Regions from separate parts of the Homo sapiens genome. Here regions 2 and 3 are each linked to region 1. A link is a loop called in an ENCODE intact Hi-C map of the cell type or tissue named here. Cell type or tissue: OCI-LY7. All regions are shown on one strand.

Region 1 (2,500 bases):
GAGTAACTCTGACAGGTATTTTAGATCATGATCTCAACAATATTCTTCCAAAATGGCATACATCTTTTGTACAAAGAACTTGAAATGTAAATACTGTGTTTGTGCTGTAAGAGTTGTGTATTTCAAAAACTGAAATCTCATAAAAAGTTAAATTTTTGTCTGACACTTTGATTTTTAAATCTTTGAGGATTGAGTTTACTGTTACTCAGATTCAGCAGTCACTTGAGTGCCTTTACTGTGTATCAGGTTCTGTGCTGAACATTACTAAAATTAAGTGGAAAGTAAGGAAAGATTAGTATTATACAGAAGAATGTTGCTTTATGGGGGGAAAATAGTTTCTAAATGGAATTTATCATATGGTAAAATTTAGGATATCTGGGTATCATTATAAAAGCTGAGATTTATTCTAGAAAAGTTAGAGAAATGAACATTTGTCTGTAATGACGATTTCTGTGGTTAGATGAATATAGTCCATACCTAATTAGGAGCTTGATAATGGGATGGATAATACAATCATAGGCTATTCATAGACTCATTCTAATGATTCTGTGATTCAGTAGAATCATTAGAACAGAGGAACCTCAGAAGTTGATGAGCAGTCAGATGGTCAGAACCATTTGTTCAAATCCTATAGAAAAGGTCACTCTGTGTTTTAGTTTTTTTGTGCTGCTGTAACAAAATACCTCAGACTGGGTAATTTACAAAGAACAGAAATTCATTTTCTTACAGTTCTGGAGGCCGAGAGTCCAAGATCAAGGGGCTAGCAGGTTTAGTTGTCTGGTGAGGGCTGCTTTCTGCTTTTAAGATGGCTTCTTGAATGCCGTGTCCTCACAGAGCAGAAGGGCAAGAAGGCACAAACTGCCTCTGTCAAGCCCTTTAATAAAGACATCTAATTGAATTGATGAGGGCTCTGTTCCCATGACTTATCACCCTCTGAAAGCCCCACCTCATAATACTTTTAAATTGCCAGTTAAGTTTCAACATGAATTTTGGACAGATAAAAATTCTGTGATACAAAAGAAGGAAGGCTGCTTCTCCTGCCTGATTCTCAAGGTGTTCCCTCCAGCTCCCAGGCCCTTCGGGCAGAGTTTCAAAACAACTGTCTGGACGAACCCTTGCTTTTTATCGGCAAGGACACCAAGGCCACGGGGATGACATGACTTGCTCAAGGTCTTACAACCAGTTAGAGGAAGAGGTAGGGTGGGAACCCGGGTTGTCCCTCTTTCCTGTCCCCACCAGCCCATGCTGCCTCCCCAGGACTGTGGCACATGTGGGTGAAGAGCACACTCTGCAGTCAGACTACGGGAGTTCAAGTCCTGGATCCTGGACACTGCTTGCCGTGATTTAGCTTTCTCTGCCAAAATGTGGGAGGCAATACTGGTAGCTACCACAGAGGCTTATGGTGATAATTAGAGGAAATGACATGTGCAACACACGCAGCCCAGTGCCTGGCAAATAGTCCTGCCTGCTAAATGTCAGTGGTGATGATGGTAATGATGAAAATTCGTGTTAAAGACTGTTGTCCAGGCCAGAGGTGAGGCTCCTAGTCTAGTCATTAGGGTGAGATGATTATATTGCTCTTAGCTAAAAAAGTGACACATTTTCTAATTACAAAGGATTTTTTTAACCTACCTTATGTCTTCAAAAGTGTTTTTTGTTTGTTTGTTTCTTTTGAGACGATCTCACTCTGTTGCCCCAGGCTGGAGAGCAGTGGCGTGATCTCAGCTGACTGCAGCGTCAACCTCACAGGCTCAAGCAGTCCTCTCACCTCAGCTTCCTGAGCAGCTGTGACCACAGATGTGCTCCACCACACCTGACTAATTTTGTTTATATTTTTGTAGAGACAGGGTCTTACTGTTATCCAGGCTGTCTTGAACTCCTGGGCTCAAGCAATACTCCTGCTTCGACCTTCCACGGTGCTGGGATTACAGGTGTGAGCCACTGTGCCTGGCAAAAGTGTTCATTTTGAAAATTATTTCTACATATACCAAGAAGTATACAAATAATAACAGATTAAGCATTTAAACTAAAGGGTAATCACTACTTACGTCAAAACATCTAAGGAAGAAACAGCACCAGTCCCACACAAATTCTTCCAGAGAGCAGAAAAAAGCAAAATACAGTATCATCCAACTCATCCCTTGAAACACAACCCCAACAGTAAAACTTGGCTCAGATACCACAAGACAAAAACCATGGGCAGTCTACTGCAAAAGAATCCCAAACAAAATACTAACAGGCCAAATTCAGTTATTCCCAGAAGAACAACACTTCACAGTCAAGTGGGGCCTACTCCAGGAATGCAAATTTGGCCCAACACTTGAAAATCAATTCACCACATCAGCAGGACCAAAAGAAACTGGATGATAATCTCAACAGATCTTTCTTTAAAAAAGATCATAAAAAATTTTAAAAAGACCAATAGATGAATTCTCATCTGCTCAACAGTTATCAAGACTTTGCCACATTTATTCATGCTCCGTTTTTCTTTGTGATATGT
Region 2 (2,500 bases), 250 kb after region 1:
TCAAGTTTGCTTCTCAGACCTCCAGCTCAGTGGAGAAGAGTTTAACTGAGCCATTCAACCAGATGAAAGTGACAAAATGGAGGATGGAGTGCCATACACTAGAGATTGAGGGGCCATGAATAAAACTAGGAAGTCTTCCTTCCTTGTCCTTAGCAGGTGGGTGCACATGCCATGGCAGGGAAGAATGACCCTGTTTGTAATAGGACATCATTTTTCATAATAGAGGAAGAGGGTTTTAATCTCTGAGCACTGGTATGAGCATGTCTTTATAAGGAGGAACCTGCTTACAGAAATGGGCTTTGGTCAGCGCTTTTTGCACTGAAGGCAGAGCCCAGGCTTCTGCCTGAGAGAAAGCAACTCTGTATAATCTAGGGAAGAGAGTTAGAACTGACTGGGAGCTTTGGGGAAGAATTGTCAAGATGAACCCCTCAAGCTGGCATTGGTTATAGGAGGAACTATGGGGAGAACTAAATGTTGATGGAATTGTATTAAGTTGTTGGCTGAATGATTTGTGTGATACACCCTTTTTACCCTTTCTCCTTTCTTTTTTTTATTATTTTTTTTCAAGTTCCCATTGTCCAGGGGTCATTTCCCCTTTCAATCTTTGGTAAAACTTATGTTTCTTTTTAACTTCACTGTTGTTGCTATTTTAAATAGAGATGGGGTCTCACTATGTTGTCTGGGCTGGTCTCAAACTCTTGGTCTCAAGTGATCCTCCTGCCTTGGCCTCCCAAAGTGCTATGATTATGGGTGTGAGCCATCACACCCAGCCAAAATTTATGTTTCTTACTAATGCTTTATAAGGCATTTTCTTTGTGGGGGCATGGGTGTAAATCTCAGTCCTGCTTTGAGATGAGCATGGATTGAAATAGACTACACTTGGAGACGGCCAATATCAAGTCCACCTTCCCTCAGTCACTCTGGATTGATCATGTCTTTTCCTCAGAGTCCCTGGGGAAGGTAGGGCACACAAGAGAGGGACATGAAGGAAAAGAGGACACTGGACATTCTACAGCTCCCAGAGATCAGGCCCAGGGAGCTCTTGGCCTGGACTGAAGATGGCCCATGTAGTCTGGAAAGTTTTCCTGCCTTGTGGTAATACAAATGACATATGCAGTCACCTGCCAAGCATGAAGAAAGAAAGCATTTATTTCCAGGGTTCTTTGTGAAATGTGGAGAATAAGCCATAGCTTTCAAGCTAGACTGCTTATATCCTGGTCCCTTCCTCAGTTTACTATTTGCTGGTATCTAGCCTTTATAAAGTCTTTTTATTTTCCTTCTCTAACTGTTCTAGCCTGTCTCCACTGGGCTAGTTCAAGGGAAGAGACCATGTGCCAGATAGATACCAGGGCAACAGCACCTCCCTATGGCTTCGTGGCAGGATAGCAAGAAATATTAGCACCTGGATCTACCTAAGAAAAACGTCAACCACGAAGGGGATTTGTAGGAGGTGTAAGCTTTAGATTTTTATTATCATTAAGGAAAGTGGCATTTTCCTTAGGCTGTCATCTGTTGAATGCCACATGGTTACAGATCATGAGTGGAAGTGCAGAGAAAATACAGACTCAAGATACCCACTAAAGTTTTTTTCTTTTTTATTGTAAATTGACTATTTATAATTGTATAGATTTATGGGTTCTGTAAAGAGAGAGTTGTGTGGGGAAAAAATTTATGGGGTACAAAATGATGTTATGATTTGTGAACGCCATATGAAATAATTCAGTCAAGCTAGTTAACATACCCATCACCTCAAATACTTAACTTTCTTTGAGGTAAGAACATTTGAAGTTTACTTAGCAATTTGAAATGTACAGCACTCTACTATTAACTATATTCACCATGCTGTGCAATAGAATGCACAAAAAGAGAAAACATATTCTCCCTGTTTGAAATTGTATACCCTTTGCTCATCACCTCCCCATCTCCCCCTCCTCCAGCTTCTGTCACCACAATTCTACTCTCCACTTCTATAAGTTCATTGTTTTAACTCCACATATAAATGAGAACATGTGGTATTTGTCTTTCTAGCCCTGACTTATTTCACTTAGCATAATGTTCTCCAATTTCATCAATGTTGTCACAAATTTCAGGATTTCCTTCCTTTTTTTTTTTGAGATGGAGTCTCACTCTGTCGCCCAGGCTGGAGTGCAGTAGTGCCATCTCAGCTCACTGAAACCTCTGCCTCCAAGGTTCAAGCCATTCTCCTGCCTCAGCCTCCCAAGTAGCTGAGATTACAGGCATGCATCATCACACCCAGCTAATTGTTGTATTTTTAGTAGAGATGGGGTTTCACCATGTTGGCCAGGCTGGTTTCAAACTCCTGACTTCAAGTGATCTGCCTGCCTTGATCTCCTAAAGTGTTGGAATTACAGGTGTGAGCCATTGCACCTGGCCAGAATGTCCTTCTTTTTAAAGGCTGAATAGTATTCCATCATGTATATGCAATACATTTTTTTAATCCATTCATCTGTTGATAGACAGAGATTGATTCCCTAACTTG
Region 3 (2,500 bases), 74 kb after region 1:
TGTGAGTGTGTGTGTGTGTGTGTGTGTGTGTGTATATGAGTGTCAAATGTGTGTAGAGACCTACATTCTAAGGCCAGGCTGGCTGATACGATAGCCACAAGGTACACGTGGCTATTTAAATTAAAATTAATTAAAATTGAAGAAAATTAAAAATTTATTTCTCCAGTCACACTAGTTCCTAGTTACACGTTTCAAGTGCTCAACAGCCACATGTGGCTAGTGGCTACCATATTGGACAGCATTGATATAGAACATTTCTAACATTGAAGAAAGTTCTATTGAACAGCACTGTCTGGAGGTGTCATATGAATAGGGAGTTGGAGAGTAAGGGTTGGGAGGTGCAGGGTGTGTGTGTGTATTTGTATAAGACCAAAATTGACTATTGTAAGTAAAGACTAGTGAATTTTGTGAAGAACAGATTCTTTTGCTGGAACAATGATTTAATATTGTTCATATATTTCAGTTAGTGTCATCGTTATTTCAAATTTCAGTTGTCCCCCTTATTGAAATTATTTTGGTTTGGGGTCATTGTGGGAACTAAGCACACACTGTTTTCCTGAATGTTACACTGAGAGCTTCACTTAAAATGATGGGTTTTACAAACGTATAGGACCAAAAGAGTCTTCAAGCATTTCTTCATTTGGTATCTCCTTGATGTTTCTTCCCTGCCCACCATAGTCGCTGAGCTTCAGGCAAGACTATATCTCATTTGTCTCATGCAGAAAGAAAATCTGTGATGGTTTCTATAGATTTCTCTATTTTGACAGCAGGAGATTGCTTAATCATTCTCCAATACTCTTTCATTCTTTATTTACCTCCTCTCCCTCTGAGGAAATCCTGAATCATGATGAACTTAAATGCTAGAGTACCTCTTCCCACTTCCTAAACTAATCCAGCCCTCTAAAGAGAAAAAGAGCGACCCTTGAACTCTTACCTGGAAAGGTATAACCAGATTGACAGCTTCTCCAACTCTGCGGATATAGGTTTGCTTCAGGTGTCTTGGAATGCGAATCTTTGGAGGTTCTGAGAGAGGGTAAAATAGCACAATTTTGCAATCAGTCTGGTGTCTGAAAATAGCCTTACAAAAGCAAAATGGCATGATGCTCACCAGCGTACCCTTGTGGCATATCTCTGCAATAAACTCTGAGATGTGCCACTAACAGACGATATATAGTAACTGGTTCAAAATGTGTGTGTGTGTGTGTGTGTGTGTGTGTGTGGTTTCCACACAGAGATGTTTTAACAGTTTGACTCAGCAAAATTTATCCCTGACATCCTTGGCTTTATTGCAACTTTGTATTTTTATTGTTGTAATAAGCCTAAAGCAACTTTATAGAAAAATACATTTTCTCTTAGGGCCTTATACATACTATGCATACTTTTCATAGTTTCTTTTTTTTTTTCTTTTTTTTTTTCAGAGAGTCTCTCTCTGTCGCCCAGGCTGGAGTGCAGTGGCATTGCTCACTGCAACCTCCGCCTCCTGGGTTCAAGCGATTCTCATGTCTCAGCCTCCCAAGTAGCTGAGACTACAGGCACATGCCACCACGCCTGGCTAATTTTTGTATTTTTAGTAGAGATGGGATTTTGCCATGTTGGCCAGGCTAGTCTCAAACTTGTGACCTCAGGTGATCCACCTGCCTTAGTCTCCCAAAGTGCTGGGATTACCGGCATGAGCCACCGCGTCTGGCCAGTTATTCATAGTTTCTAACAGTGAGTATATTTGCAAGGGAACATTCCACGAAAGATCTATAGGCACCACATTAGCTGGGAGGACTGTCCATTCTTCCTTACCAGAAAAAAACAAAATGTTAGCACCCAGCACTTGCTATTTAGGTGACTCTGTTGGAGTTCGACAGTAACTTTCTCCCTGTGTGACTGTGGTGAAGTACATAATAGGCAACCCTGGCCCACTGTGTATTAATATTCATTAATTAAACATCATGAAGATACTAGAGCATGTCACTGCAAATCCATCAGGAGCAGGGAGTCAAAGGCTCATAGGCTCACAGGGATGAAGCAGTTCTTCTTACTTATTTCCCCAAGTAAAAGTGGAGCTTCTGTGCAAAAAAGTCACCTATTCATCCTCCAACTCAGTTGTACGGTGCTTTTCCTGGGGACAACCATTGTACTGCAGTGTGCAGCCTAAGTACTTCAGACATACTTTGCATTTCATTGTCACACAAGTCTAGAAAAAAAACATACTCAAGAGCCAAGATTTGATGAAAGTTATTATTCTTATTCTTGTTTTGTTTTATTTGAGACAAGGTCTTGCTCTGTCACCCAGGCTGAAGTGCAGTGGCGTGATCTTGGCTCACTGCAGCCTCCGCCTCCTGGGTTCAAGTGATTCTCCCACCTCAGCCTCCTGAGTAGCTGGGACCACAGGCGTGTGCCACCACACCCAGCAAATTTTTGTATTTTTAGTAAAGACGTGGTTTTGCCATGTTCCCCAGGCTGGTCTCAAACTCCTGGGCTTAAGTGATCTGCCCGCCTCAGCCTCCCA

Evidence for each region. A loop is a pair of places that touch in the nucleus more often than their neighbours do. Peaks named below come from ENCODE experiments on the same cell type or tissue, not always from the same donor. Only the 100,000 strongest peaks of a DNase experiment are listed, where the experiment ranks them.
Region 2: it touches region 1 in a loop (3-fold over the local background); 16 of 110 quality-filtered maps call a loop at or near these places.
Region 3: it touches region 1 in a loop (4-fold over the local background); 23 of 110 quality-filtered maps call a loop at or near these places.

The regions. Positions count from the first base shown.
Region 1 is chr12:101,743,162-101,745,661 of GRCh38, reverse strand. It overlaps GNPTAB (N-acetylglucosamine-1-phosphate transferase subunits alpha and beta), which reads left to right. Exons shown (of 21, transcript NM_024312.5): 21 at 1-163. It overlaps LOC124902997 (a long non-coding RNA gene), which reads right to left and starts at 1,672. Exons shown (of 2, transcript XR_007063424.1): 1 at 1,633-1,672; 2 at 695-874. RefSeq lists enhancers at 1,585-1,694, 1,815-1,904. In OCI-LY7, CTCF peaks have their summits at 1,097 and 1,299; DNase peaks (open chromatin) are centred at 841, 1,321 and 1,771; H3K4me3 peaks cover 2,238 bases; H3K27ac peaks cover 2,500 bases.
Region 2 is chr12:101,489,335-101,491,834 of GRCh38, reverse strand. No RefSeq gene overlaps it. Among named protein-coding and RNA genes, the nearest start is that of SPIC, 15 kb to the right of the region's middle. In OCI-LY7, CTCF peaks have their summits at 1,154 and 1,365; a DNase peak (open chromatin) is centred at 1,364.
Region 3 is chr12:101,668,844-101,671,343 of GRCh38, reverse strand. MYBPC1 (myosin binding protein C1) reads right to left here. Exons shown (of 32, transcript NM_002465.4): 24 at 935-1,023. Among named protein-coding and RNA genes, the nearest start is that of CHPT1, 28 kb to the left of the region's middle. In OCI-LY7, CTCF peaks have their summits at 930 and 1,129; a DNase peak (open chromatin) is centred at 1,123; H3K4me3 peaks cover 12 bases; H3K27ac peaks cover 158 bases.